2 separate regions of the Homo sapiens genome follow, and region 2 is linked to region 1. A link is an interaction called in ENCODE POLR2A ChIA-PET data of the cell type or tissue named here. Cell type or tissue: A673. All regions are shown on one strand. Links, peaks and the distances in the headings refer to the core of each region. The heading gives the core; the rest is flanking DNA.

What was found. Peaks named below come from ENCODE experiments on the same cell type or tissue, not always from the same donor. Only the 100,000 strongest peaks of a DNase experiment are listed, where the experiment ranks them.
Region 2: POLR2A ChIA-PET joins it to region 1 with 7 read pairs; 1 of 35 experiments calls an interaction of 5 or more read pairs at or near these places.

The regions. Positions count from the first base shown.
Region 1 is chr2:166,955,799-166,963,360 of GRCh38, forward strand. The region is part of intron 2 of XIRP2 (xin actin binding repeat containing 2); the gene reads left to right. Among named protein-coding and RNA genes, the nearest start is that of XIRP2, 71 kb to the left of the region's middle. RefSeq lists an enhancer at 4,976-5,477. In A673, for the core only: no CTCF peak of the experiment used is centred there; DNase peaks (open chromatin) are centred at 2,173, 3,633 and 5,233; H3K4me3 peaks cover 743 bases; H3K27ac peaks cover 4,915 bases.
Region 2 is chr2:168,153,421-168,160,982 of GRCh38, forward strand. All of the region lies in intron 5 of STK39 (serine/threonine kinase 39), which reads right to left. Among named protein-coding and RNA genes, the nearest start is that of STK39, 90 kb to the right of the region's middle. In A673, for the core only: no CTCF peak of the experiment used is centred there; DNase peaks (open chromatin) are centred at 3,401, 4,681 and 5,421; H3K4me3 peaks cover 235 bases; H3K27ac peaks cover 3,635 bases.

The sequences.
Region 1 (7,562 bases), core at 1,032-6,031:
TTTTCTGTTTAGTTTGCTTTTTTTTTTTCTTTTTGGCTAGCATCAGTTCTTTGGAACATCTTCATCCTTTTCATCACAACCACTTTCCTCTCTTATGTCAATAAATTTGTCTTCACTAAGTTTCACTGGCTACATATCTGGAGTCTCTCAAATGGCTGCAGTGTCAATATTCTCATGCTCAGCTATTTTTTCAGTAATCTCATTAGGTTTGACTGAAATTTTACTGCCAGCATTATCTCTTTTCATTTATTTCATTATCTCTTTTCATCTTTCTTGGTCAATTCTATTTTTCCATGATCTTCTGAAAAATATCATAGGGTTTATCTCTGGGAGAGAGAAAGTGACACAACTATATGCTTTGCTGTTTGTGTGTGAAAGGAATAACAAGCGTGCGTCGATCAATCACTGACAGATTTTGAATTAAGTGATGTGATTGGTCATTGATTATGATGAGCATTTTTTTGTGTGTAGTGATTTGTGGACTAAATAGCTAGCAGTGAAGTTTTCACTTAATGAGATAACTCATTGCTAATATCCTTTGTTAACTAAAATTTGAACTATATCTTAGGAGGACCTGGTGTCATTTAACTAAGTTGTGGTAATTAAAATCTGTTCATAATGAGACTGTTCAAAGCAAGGACTACCTGTATTGTCTGTGTGTGCATGTGACTGCACATGCATATGAGTATTTTGTGGTCATTGTTCCATGTAAATTCTTATATTGGTTGTAGATTGCATTCAAACCCAACAGATCCTGAGAAAGATAGTGGTTTAAATAATTACTTGTTTATTTTTCTTCATATAAAAAAAGTCCAGGGTTGCTAGTTGTCAGGTCCCATAGTCTTCATTTCAGTTAATCATCTTAACCACGTAGCTTTGATTCTCATACATCCTCTCATGGTTTCAAGATGGCTGGTCCTTGAGAGACTAGTATTAGGCAGGAAGAAGGGGAAAGGCAAAGGGCAGAATAAACACCCAAAGATTCTGTCCCTTTAAAAAGTGCTTCCCTGGAAGATCCTCCCATTGGCTTTCATTTATATCTCAATGAGGGAAATGTGTCACAAGACCAACCCTAGCTTCACAGCAGTCTAGCAAATGTTTAATTTTGAATCAGTTTGAAGTTATGTTAAGATAAGAAAGGTTAGAATGGATATTGAATAACTAACCATACATACTGCATTAATTACTTTGAAATTTTGCTTTATTATATCATAAGCATTTTATATAATGTTACACCCTCTTTAAAACCATTGTCCTGGAATACTGTATAATGTTATATCAAAGGTAGTTGTTATTGATAGAATTCATTTTCATTTTGTTTCCATGTTGTGCCTCATTTGTTGTTGATTTTTCTCTTTATCTGGAGATTTTTCTTAGTCACTAGTCAAAGGATATTAATATTTTATGATCTCAAAATGGTCAGTTGGAAGAATCATTCCTTATTAAAATTAAATTGTACAAGGGAAAAAATGTAGGAAATGCCACTCTCCAAGATTTATATCTAACTTTTCTTACTTTTCTGATTAAAATAATTTTCTTCAGGCATTAGCATTTAAGATTTAAAATAATTATTTTATTCCAGTTTTATTTATTTTTTATTTAGGAGAACTTGGATAGTTTCATTTTGTACTATTTTTTCCTAGGGAAATAAAAATTATTTACATTTGTGATTTAATAAATGGACTAACATAAGGGCTTAATACCAATAATTATCTCTATTTTTTATGAATGTATTAGATGCTACATCAAATAAACATTTTTTACACATAAATTTAGTGCTATGCAGTTGTCCAGGAATGGGTAAATGGAACTTTTTAAAGCAATTATACTCCCTAAATGCAAGCAAAGTGTTGCATCCTATGCTCAGCAGAAGAAATTGTGGCCTGTTCCCACAAAGAGGAAGCATTAAGCATATACACCCTATCAGGAGAGATTTGTTTAAAACAAACCATGCAGATAGACCCATATGAGTGATTTAGGTTCACTTCAGGCGTACTTTTTATGTCATTGATTTTCACGTTAATCATTGACTTTATAACCTAACTCTGTATAAGACATGACTGCACTGTAAAAATATTCTGCATTGTATACAGTCGATTTCCTTTTGAAACTTTGTTAGGAACTTCCTGTGGTATCTTACATCCTTCTCTCAGTGTGATTGCTAGCTACTTCCTGAGTGTTGATGATAGTTGAGTATAATTGCAAACTAATGAAGAGGAAAAAGCTTGAGAATCCAACATGATTGGTGATCTTGGAATCTAAGAGTGGTTTATATTTGCCCTTGAAATGTGAGCGACTTTGCTAACTATGATTTTCTTAAATTAAGATGATGCTGAATTTTAGCTTGCTGCCTGAACATTTCCCAGGAATGCACTGACAAACAAGACCCATTGACTGTGGGTGAGGGGCTAGGCGCATGCCCAACAGTTGTGGGGGATGGCAATTAAAATGCTTGGAAAATAGAGTAAATTAGATATTTATGCAGCAGTGTTTCAGATGACTCAATTGCAGAGGGAGAGCAAGTAAATCTAATAGAGAGAGAAGCTGAGGGCAGCTTTTATTTTTCTTTGCTTATAGACTTTTAAGTGTTTGTGAAGGGCATTTAGGGCATTTGAGAGTTTTCCTCATATGAACAACATGGACTGGTGATCTTCAGTAAGTATTCTTGCTTGTAAATATAGCTGGGGTTTGGAGCCCTAGTACCCACATTCCAATCTTGGTCTTGGCACTTCAGTGTGTGAAGCTGGATGAATTGCAAAATTATTTTCTGCTTTAGTTTCTCTCTGTGCAAATAAAATAAAATAAAATGCCTGCCTCTTAGGGTTGTGAGGATAATACACAGAAAATTCTTAAAAAGATGCCAGGGAGTTGAAATAACTCAGTAAATGTTGTGCTTCTTGTTATTATTATTAATTTTTATTTTACTGGGCTAAAGAACATCAAGAGTCAGTCTTCTTACTGTGGTGAGTTGTTTCTTGCCATGTCTTTTTCCCGCAATAAAAATCTTATCCTAGTATCTTACAATTTGAATAATCTACATCATAAATAAATAATCAGCCTTTCATTCAGCATTATGTATTCATGGAATTTCAATGGCAAAGGGGATTTTCGAGAACGTCTATTCCAACCTCTTCTTTGTCACAGAAGGCCAGGAAAACTCTAGCACAGACTCCTCTGCCTTTTCCAGTGACTACTCCACATCCCATAATGCTTTGCCTGAAGCATCTCTGTTTCTCTCAACGGCTTAAAGTAGGAACATTCCTGGAAGAAAGCAGAGCATCTCTGTGGTGATTGCCATCACTATGTACTCGAGAGAATGTATTTTTTAATGTATTCTTGTCCTGGTTGTACCCCTGTTTCTTTTCTTGCTGTCGTCTTTAACATATATCAAAAGCAGTTTAAAAGCAAGAAAGTGCAAATGTCCCTGTTGTAAGAAGTAAATCTCAGCCATTTTCTCTGATCAAACCCTGAAAAGCTGCCCCTGGAGAAAGCCAGATAAAATAAGGGCTACAGAGACCTTCCATGGACAAGTGCAATAACTCATTTTTGTGCATTTGGATTGTGAGGCTTTACTATGCAGTTCTGCAGATACAAGCCAAAGCAGTTGTGTGATTAGATTTTTAATCCCATTAACTCTAATTGCTTCTCAGAAGCCGTGTACTTACAGTATGTGTCTGATGTTAGAAATGCAGGGGGAAGGAAAAGCTATGAAGTGTTTCCCTCATTCTGGATGGGAAACCAAAAAGCAAAGAAAACAGTATATAGGCAACCATTATGAAGGAATCCTGGCAGACTTTATTAAAGGCTACATTTATGATGATTACATATTCTTTTGAATATAGAAATTCTTCTGACCACTCTGAAATCTCAGCATAGCAGGGTTTATTTTCCTCTTGTTCATTCTTTGGAGTTAGACTTTAATACCCTCATTGTACTTTTGAGAGTTTGACCACAAATTATTGCACTGAAGAAAACGAGTTTCAGAGGTTAAACATCTTCTATTTGAGAGGATACAATCACAGTGACTGTCTTTGTGATTCCAAACCAGGTCTATTAAACACAAAGCTGACCTAGTGGAACTGATCAGCACAATCACTTTAAGGAAATGGAGATGAATGGTAGCTGAGGTTTTGGAAAATAGGAAAGCATAATTGAGTAAATTAAAAATAATGTTAAATCACAATTATAATAGCACTTCATCTATTCTTACCCTGCCAGTTTCTTGTCACATGGGCTGTAATTTAAGAATATTTCACCGTAGCTAAACTTACTATTTTAAAAATGATGTTATTAACAATAAACTCCATTTTGTTCTGCAGAATATATATTCATTGTGAACACACTGGGCTAAAACTGAGGTTGCTTTTTAACCAAGAATATCACAACCTTGGAGGATTGAAAACTTGGTGGAGAGGGGATATGTTAGTTGAATGATGAAGGAAAATAAAAAAATAAGTGGAAAAGAAAATGCCATTAACAATATCCTTCCTGTTGAAAGCCCAAAGAGTAAGTAGCAGAACAATTAAAAGAGACAGAGAGAAGAGAGAAAAGGTCAAATATTTGTTAGAACAGTTGTACTTATAAAAAGGGCATGTGACTGTTTCAAAAATAAGAAATGAGTCTCCCACCAGGATCAGGTTTGATCTCCTTTTTGCAACCCTCTGCTTTGGTGATCATATTACTGAATGTTTTCAGAAATGCAAAGACTCTTGGAAAGGAATGAGCTGCCTTAGTTTTTCGTCTCTACACCACTCTTGAAAGGACAAATTTTTCAGGAGTTCACTTCAATTATCTAAATTATCCCCGATTTTAAAGCAATGTGTATTATAAGGGGTAAACTTAGTATGGGATCATAGCATACTTTGGTAGGTTGTTCACAGCTATAAGCCAGAAAATTTGGATCAATACCATTTATCTCAATGGAAGTAAACATGAGCATAATGAATATTTGCAAAATACTTGATAATGAAAGTCAGCTCAGGAACTCTTTATAAGGATTTTATTAAAGAGACTAGAATTGGGCTTATTCCAGGCCTCCTACTTTGAAGCACTTATTGGCACCTTGTAACCATCCTGACCTTTTACTTGTCCAGGCGTGTATTAAACTCATTGGCAGTACACTGGCTTGTGCCCTTTGAGGCACATTATTGCCATTAGAGAGCTCAGTTTAAGTATCATCATTGCATCAGATTGCTGTACTTGCTTAATTAGCATAACATGAATATGAAGAGTATTGTTAATGTAAATTGCCACTCCACAGCCCCCCTCTCTGGGCTCTGGGCTGTATACCACAGATTTACTGGCAAACTTGCAGCTAGGAGAATTTTTTGCAGAGAGCAGAATTACCCCTCACTTCTGGGTGAAGAGAGCACAGCCATTAACAAGGATGATTGAATCGTTTTGTATTGTCTTTTAGAGTTTTTTCTTCCCTTGGACAGAAAGTGACCTGTCCAGCATCAAAAGAGCTATGACAGAGAATATTTAAGCATGCCTCACCTAAATTCAGCAGAATGTCATCAAATTGAAGCCTCAGAACATTTCTTGGAGATTTCAGAATTGATGTTCAGTACATTTCAGGGCCATGAGGTTGCTTTAAATTGTTCTTAATGCTGAATTTGTATTATAAGTTACTTTTAAAAAAGTAAAAAAAGAATAACTTCAAATCTGACAGCTGAATTAGCCTTCAAACAGCTAATATATTTGTTTACTTACTTTGTATTCTATTTGCAATATAAGGAAATGAAATGGAAAGTGCTATGTGTGACAATAGTTATAACAATAATCTTGATCAAATATGTCTCCTTTTGCCTTATTTTGTCAGGAATAGATATGAGAAATTTACTGTCTAAAAAATACAGGGCTGAAAAAGGACAGTGTGTCTGCCTAGAAATTTCTCTGTCTACAGATTGACCAGATTTTTAATCCCTATCAACTTAAAATTATATTTTTTACCTTCCTCGCATGGAGTGGAATTCTAATTTACCTGAAATGTGTAAAATATATACTTTCAACTTTACTTTTTTTTTGGATTTGTTAACAAATGTAAATGTGGTTATGGAACACATTAAAATCCATGTAATAAGCTACTTTGAAAATATTGAATATTTGTCTTTTAAAAAAGCTAAGGATGAATTAAGCATACCTCTGGGAATTAAGGAAAATTCAGTAAAATAGAAGAATTGTGTTATGTACCTGAATGAAGATCGGAAGGTGAAAAAGAGACAATGAGTGGCCATAAAAGTTCAAGGGAGGAAGAGATATTTTGTTGGTCCATTTCTCAATGAAGATGGTATTATTAATAGCATCATGGGCAACATAATACTATGTTTAGAATCCTGGGCACCTGGCCACCCACAATCTTGTAACAGCTTAAAAAGTAAAAATATCCACACATATCCAAAGGTCATCTAAACAGTCTTTGCTGATAATCAACTATTTCTTTGGAATAGTCAGATCTTGAGCTATGCCTGTAAGACTAATGTTCTGAGTATGCAAGAGATAAAAACTCCATCTAAGTCTAGGAAACTGTATAAGCAGAACCACAAAAACCGTGCATATGATGCAGTGAATGGCCCATACAGCAGCTTACAGGGGGGTAATATTGTATTGTCATTGGATACACTAAAGACAAATTTACATCAAGATTGATTTGTTTATAGGGACTCTAAATTATCTGGAGAGGCAGAAAAAATGCCTCATACATCTATAACAGCAAATTATTAAAGCAATTTATTGCAAGCATATATTCACATTTATTTCAGACTTGCTTCATAAGCAAAAAAGAAAAAGTAGGAAAAAGCAACTCAAAAAGTTTTTGGAAGAGATAAAGAAATAAATGATACAACAAAATAATGCCTTGTTGAAGTTTATTAATTTGTCATGGAGATAATCCAATGTCAGTAATGGCAGGAGGGTAATTCTGATTTTCCAAATAGAGGTTCTTAATCTCATTAAATTCCATTAAAAATTGCTCAAGCATTTTATCAGGAATATTAGTTACTTTCTAGAAAAGGTTGTAAATTACAATATCCTCTGCCCCCAAATTTCTGTACCAGAACAGATTTAAACCAGTTTTTTTCTTACATTTTAGTGCCCTAATAAAATGCCAACCATTGTAAGACAGAAGGAATAAGTTTTAGTGTTCTGTAGCACTGTGGGATGACTATGGTTAACAATAATATATAGTTTCAAATAGCTAGGAGGAGGATATTGAATGTTCCCAACACAAAAAATGATAAATGTCTGAGATTACAAATATACTAATTACCTTGATCTGATCACTATTCATTATATATATTGAAATATTGCAATGCATCTCATGAATATGTACAACTTTGTCAATTAAAAATTATTAAAACAATTTATAAATTCTAAAAAATAAAAATAAAAAAACAAAAATCATCAATAAAATTTGTTGAGTAATTTATAAACAATATAGCTCCAAAATAGCAGTGGATACATATATGACTATTTATATATTTATTTAGCAGTCCTTTTATTCATCCTCTCATTTATTCATTCATTCATTCGTTCATTCATTCATTCATTCTAGCTGTTGGAGA
Region 2 (7,562 bases), core at 1,443-6,442, 1.2 Mb after region 1:
CCCTTAGAGGGCTTCTTAAAACACAGATTGCTGGGCCCTACCTCTAGAGTTTCCGATTCAGAAGGTCTAGGGTAGGAGAACACAAGAGTTTGCATTTTTATCAAGTTTATGCTGCTGCTGCTGCTCTAGGAGCACACCTTGAGAGAGCCACTGATAGAGAGTACGCTGATGTGTACAATAAAGAAAACAGAGCAGGGCAGGGAATACAAAATATGGGGTGGGGGGGGGTTACAATATGAGGCCTGGAAGTCTCACTGATGTGACACTTGAGCCAAGATCTGAAGGAGGTAAGGAAAAGAGTATTCCAGAAAGAAGGAACGGCCCATGCAAAGATCCCGGGGCAGCAGCATGCAAGGTAAGGAGGCCGATTTGACTGAAGAGGAAGATGTAAGAGTTGAAATCAATGACATAATGAGGGGCCAGATCTTGTAAGGCCTCACGAGCCACCTTAAGGATTTTGACTTTCACTCTGAAATGGCAAGGGGTTGGAGGGTTTTGAGGAAAGGCATAATACAAGTCAACTTAGTTTAACAGCATTAATCCAGATGCCGTGTAGAGAACAGACCACAGAGGGGCAAAGGCAGAAGAAGAGGTCCTTTTAGGAGACCACCATAATAATCCAAACAAGAACTGATGGGTCTGTGGACCAGGATGACAGCAGGGAGCTGATGAAATATGGTCAACCATAGGATTTACTAACATATTGGATAGGATGTAGGGTCCAAGAGAACGACAAGGATCGAGGAATATCAAGATTTCTGGCCCATTCAATAGAAGAATGGTTCTCCCACTAAAAGAACTGGGAAAGACTGTGAGAAGCACAGTTCAGGAGCACAGGGGTCATAGAGTTCTCTATTAAAGTTATCCACTTGTTAGAGTTGCAAGGAAATTTGAGAGCCTAAGCACATCATTTTACAGGTGATACAAACTATGGCCAGCAAAGGGTAAGGACAGTAAGTTAATGACCACTGGGGGCCTAGACTGGCTACTGTGTCCTCAAGTGTACTACATACAATCAAGTGTTAAATCATATTCCACAGAATGTAAACACAGGTTAACACTATTTAAATGTCCTAAAAATCTGTAATCAACATATGATACATGCAGTAACTTATAAGATGTTATTGACCAAAACCTATTTACAATACATATTTAAAATTTATCCCCATTACAACCTATTCAACTAGTCCTAATGTGGATAACTTAAGTTACCCAGGTATAGGCATTCCCTTCACACTTAACACATTTTTTAAATTTATATAGTTGACTGTTTAATGTGTCACCTAAACTCCATGACAGTAGACACAATGTCTCCATTGCTTACCACTGTGTCAGCTGAGAGGACTGTGCCTAGAACATAGCAAATGCTCAATAAATACCTGTCAACTAACCACTGAGGATACACTGAAACCAAACATCTAATGTTTACCTTTTCTCCCACAGAAGGAGCAGGCTATACAAATGGAGGTTCTGGGAAAAAGAAAAATAAACGAAAAAATAAGCAAAGGACCGAATTGCTCTGCTTTCAAGTCTAAAAACTCTTATTTTAGGCAGACCTCCATAGTATTTGGTAATATGTGAAATTTAATTTAATAATGAATTGCAGGCCCTTACAGGAAGGAAAAAAGAGAGGGAAGGAGGGAGACTGAGTCCCATCTGCCTCATGCCCCCCTAGACACTCTTCTGTGAAGCTCAACCCTGTCCCCCCTGCAGCTAAACGTGCAGAGCTGAGCAAAAATTCCAGCAGGAGAGTAGAGCAAAGTGGTTCTCCTCCACCGGGTTCACCCAGTAACATTTCCTTAAGCTGTTGCTCAAACAACTGCTAGCAGCTGTTAAAGCATGAGAAGCTGCTTACAATCTCCCCAAGTATTTCTCACTGATGGTGTGCAGCTGGAATGAAAAACTCAGTTTCCAGAACTGAGTACATTCTTGGTTCATTCTAGAGCTCTTATCAAATGTTACCATTTGTCGAGATACCAAAAATCAGGGAGCCACATTAATTTACTGTCCTTATTCACTTATGCCAAAAAAAAATTCATGTATGAGAATTTTGTCGTAATTCATCAAACCATAATTCACATAGTTATAAACTGTTCCTGAAACTCAAAACAAATATTTCGGTTCACTATAAAGCACTTGCACCCCCCCCACCCCAACAGATTTTAATTTTCATGTGTATTCTATTTTCTGAGTATAACCAGTTGCCTCTTCATTCATGTTCTCTGCTTCACTCTTCCTTAACTTTAGCCTCATGGCTTGCAGGCTAGGGCAGTGCTTGTCCAAAATCAGAAGTGATATTCCCCATTAAAAACTATTTTCAGCCTTTAAAATATGCAGTAGTATACATACCTAAATATTTAAAATATTTCTGCCTCCCTCCCTGCTAAGCTGATATATTCTTACTCATTTCAACTCTCAGCTATGCCTTACATCTGTTCTCTTTGCCACCAACAGGCACATGTACTTGCATAACCTGCTGCTGAGACAGGGTGTCTCCCGTGCCTCTAGGCAGAGTGCACTGACCCAAAGTTCAGGAACACCTGCCATGTATCAGGTACCATCTGGGAATGCTGCGATGAACAACACAGTTTCTCCCTCTGGGAAGTATCCAGTCTGAAGGGAAGATGGGAAAGTAAAGGCCCAATGTCAGTGCTGTGTCATAGGCTAGCTAGAGTATGGCCAGAACCCTTGCAAACCACCAGGGTGAGGGGCTTAACCTGGTGCAGGTGGGCATGGTGGAGGAAATGATCATGAAAGGTTTCTCAAGGAAAGAATTCTTCATGAATAAGTCATGAAAAGAAGTTACTCAGGTAAGAAAGGGGAACCCTGAACAAGAAGCTATAAGCATTTCAAGTCACAGCAGAAAGCACTTGCAGACATGACCAGAAAAACAGGCAGGTCCCTCATCTGCCATTAGTAGGAAGCTGGAGCTTTATTCCATCAACAATGCTTTATTCCATCAACAATGCTTATAAACTTTATGCAAGAGGAAGATACAGTCAGATCTACACTGCAGATTCTTCACTCTGGTGATATTGAGGAAACTGATGGGAAAAAGAAAAGAGCAAAATAACACGGCAGGAGGTCAGATGGAGTGCCTAAGGCCTCGCACCTCCCTAGCCACCGTGAGCTTACCACACCCTAAGTAATTAGAGGACACCATCCCAATTTCAATACGAAAGCAATGAGTTAGCAAATTCTAAAATAAAATGTGTTTTAACTCCTTTAATGCCGCAGTATATTCTCATTACACAAACGTGCAAAATGAGGCACAGAGAAGCTAAAGCTATAACTTGGTTACACAGCTAGAAGGAGCAATGCCAGGACTGAACTATGGCTGTCTGGTGTCAGAGCCCATGCTCTGGGCCAAGGTGCTCATAAATGTGATGACATCATTTCCTGATTGGATGCCTCCGGGGCTTTCAGCGCTTTCCCACACTAATCAGAAGCTGACTCCAGCGCTGCTCGGGTGCCTTGCTCAAAGCAGCAGCCTCTCTTCCCTACAACACAAAAAATAACTCTTAAACCCCTACCCTCCCCATCAAAGTGCACTTTATGAGGGCCAAAGGCCACAGAAGGAAAATGAAAGAACCTAGCAGCTATGGGTGTAAAAACTCAACCACCTTGCCCATCTTCCTCTAGCTCCTTAATGGATAACGCCTAAGTGACAGAAGCAAGTTAAGTTTCATTGCATGTTTTCCTAGCACTTTTAGTCATGGGGTTTTCAGTGTTCAAGATGCAGATTTAAAATGAAGATGTATTCAAGGCTGATAAGGATATTATCTCCCTCCCAGTAAATAAGAGATGCTACCCAAAGTTCTACCAATGTACCTTGGACAGTGAAAAACCCAGGGCATAAGCTTGATTTGAATGGATGCACATACGTGAGGCATTTTGATGGTAACTTTCTAGAGTTCCAGGCTGCTTTCGCTCAGTACCAGTTTTTATTTCTGTTATGTAAAACCAGGGAAGGGAAATTCACATTCACACACATAAGCACTGTCTTTGTGTATTGGGCCTACTATAACAAAATACCTTAGACTGGGTGACTTAAAAACAACAAAATCTTATTTATCACAGTTCTGCAGGCTGGGAAGTCCAAGATTATGGCATCGGCAGATTCACTATCTAGTAAGGACCCGCCTTCTTGTTTATAGATGGTGCCTTCTGTTCGTGTCCTCACATGGTAGAAGGGCACGGCAGCTCTCTGGGGCCTCTTTATAAAGGCACTGGCCCTACTCATGAGGGTTTAGGCCTCATGATCTTATTACCTCCCAAAGGCCCCACCTCCTAACACCATCACATTGGTAATTAGGGTTCAACATATGAATTTGGAGGGCACACAAAATTCAAACCACAGCACACACACACCTAAAAGGCAAACGTAAGTGAAAATGAGCATGAGATCTACCTTACATAATGTAGTAGTAAGCTTCTACAAAGTTCTTTATAAATCAAAGGTGTTGAAATCAACATTTTTATAGAACATCAAGAGTAGCCACTATTTTTTTTAAATCTTAGATTAAAAAGATTAGCAGAAACCACCTCAAAGTGATCTGTTTCATATGAATTTCTGTTTGCTCAAAATAGTGTCTCTCATTAATTCTGGACAAACAGGCTTAGTCATTTGCCAAAGCACTAAGCTCTTCCTGACAATATGACAGGGCATCAAATTGGAAGATAAAATGCTATGCCGTGGGAAGAACATGACTTTCGAGTAGCCACTCCCCCTTCTATCACACAGTGCAGCAAAACCTATTACATTTTCCAAGGCATCCAAGTTGATTATCAGGAAGTTACACACACTGGACCTCTAAGCATAGAAGGTACAGTAAGAAGGAAAGCATTTTCTCTTAAACCCTGAGTAGGCTGTCCTCAGGTTCTAATTCACTACATCAAACCTGAAGTTTTCCAGTCTGAAAAGAGTGTGGTGTCATTATTGAGCTTAATTCTATACCAAATGACGCTTAGATGGCTGCTTCTCCTATGCCCTGAAACCTTACCAGGGACACCCTTGTGTTTCAGCCTGAAGGAGCAAGGAGGAAGAAGGTGCTGAATATGTTCCCTGGCCCAAAGGGGAATCGATTTATGCAGAGACACAGAAGAGCTAGTGATCGCTGGGGTATATTCCATCTGAAAGTGAGGTCATTTAAATCCAGATTTAAGGTCCTCCTCCTGGAAATCCCATAGATGTGAGTTGACAGTTTCTAGAGTCAGACTGTCCAAACCCAAAGCATGGCTACACCGCTTATTCTACGTGTGACCTGGGCAACTGACTTCCCCACTGTAATTTAGTTTCTCCTATGTAAAATGGATGCAATAGTACCTTCCTCATGGAGTTGTGCTGAGGACTGAATGAGACTCAAAGCATTCAGAATCCAAAACCTAGCCTGACACACAGGAAGCACTCAAGACACATTAGTTCCTGATTTTATACCCACGTTCAATAGAAATGTACATTCTTCCCAGAGAATTTGGACTGTGTTCAACAGAACCAGGCTCATTATCCTATCCACCACACTTCTAGCTGCATAATAAAGTGAGGGTTTCTCATGGTCTAAATCAGGCCCTTTAATCTTCTGTTTTCTGATAAAAAGTTCTGAAAAAGGGAATTTATACATATGTAAAAGTGAGTGTTTCCCCTAAAAAAAAACAAAAATCATTATGTTTTCTATTAGGATAGCAAAAATGCCCTTTCTTAAAAACAGTGCACACAATAATATTCTCAAGGTGGGCAATGTATATTACACTCAAAGAAATAAATGCAAACTTAACTTCTCCCCTGCTTAACTTTTATTTCAAACTACAGGGCCTCAGAGGCATAAAGATACAAAGGGGAAAGAGCAAAAACAGACTGGGTAAAAACAATGTATTATTTGTCCAGGTAGCAACAAAAAGGGACCGTCTCACCCCTGCCGTTGCTGAGTCTCCACATTCCACTCTTCCCCCCGATCTCGCCTGTTTCACCCACCGACAAGGATGCCAGTAAAAGACCCAGAGACTCCTGGTCCTCATTTTTGTTCAGGCAGCAACCAAGTACCTGACCAAGAAAGTCAATCTCCTATAAAATGAGGACAGCAGTAACATCTACCTTTCCAAGGAGACATTAAAAATGCTTTAAGGCAATAACCTTATATTATAGTGAACACTTTAAAAATTCAAACTTTAAATACTGTATTAGTTGGATGTTATGATCAGGTCAGAGAATATGGGAGAAATTAAATGTGAATTCTAGAAAGCGACAGTTCCAGAGATGCAGAAGCTGTACATTTAGGTGCCTGTCAAGCAGCCACCATACATCTGGGAAATGGCCATTCCAGTTTGTGTTATTACACAAGCATGAAGTCGCATACTCAAAAAGATACCAAGGAAGTCCCGGATGGCTGGAACACAAAGTCCTCAGCACATGCCAGGCATAGAAAAGGCACAGCCCTCTCTACACATCAATTCACTTAATTCCCACACCTACCCTGTGCAGGGGCTTCCTGCCTGAGCCCTTCTGAACTCAGCAGCCCGCACAGTGCAGGCACGTACTGGGTCACAACAGACTCCTCGGCAGTGAGGAAAAACCCAAAGGCCTGTGATGGAAGGAAAAAGCCAGGAAATCTTACCTCGGGGATTCTTACTGGGAAAAAGAAAAGGACAATGTGTTCCAGAAGGCTCAGGGAGAGGCTCGGATCATTAATCTGACAAGAATAATGGGATGAGATGACTGGCAGAGGACCAAGTAACAGAATAAGGCAGGGGCTGACCAGCCTTCACATTTCAAAGGCAGTTCACTGCTATTTTGACCCTTTTAGTGAGAAATCATCATTTCATCATAAAACAGAAAATTAGTTGTACTTCCTTATCATCTTAGAGCAAGATTAATGGCAAGTTAGCTTCCAAATTCCATAATTAATAAGTATTACCTTTTGATAAGTCATAAACTCTCCTCAGAGCTGAAGCTCTTGCAGGACAATTTGAGGGTCACATGATCTCCAGTCAGTGCAAGGGAGTATCACTGTGATCCTGTTAGTCGTAGTAACAGAAGTAATAGTAGTAATAGTAGCAACAGCAGTAGCAGCAGCAGCCATGGTAGAACAGCAGTTATTGATATTTACTGCTTGCCTATTATGTGTTGGCCACTGTTAAGATCACTGGACCTTGATTTCATGAAAGAAGATGAAGTAGTTTATATTTTTACCCTTCTTTAAGGAAACTGAGTCTTAAGAAGGTTTGGTAACTTGCCCAAGGTGGTACAGCTACTAAGTGGTGGCCTCAGAATTTCGATCAAGTCAGCTGACACCAGAGCCTGCACTCTGAACAACTAGACTGCTTGGGGCTGGACAGTTTGAAATCTTTGCCCACAGATGTCTCTTAGCTGTTACTTGTTTAACTGAAGTACTTTTTCAAACTGTCCTTAGCCTATGGGATAAGGTCCACTCATGAGGACAAGATATGCACACACAAAGCACTAACTCAGATGGCTCAACAACAAAATCCAGCCTCCACGATGAGGAGAGGCACCAGAGTCGGGGGGTGGGGGTGGGGGGCAGCAGATGAATCAAGAATTGCCAAAG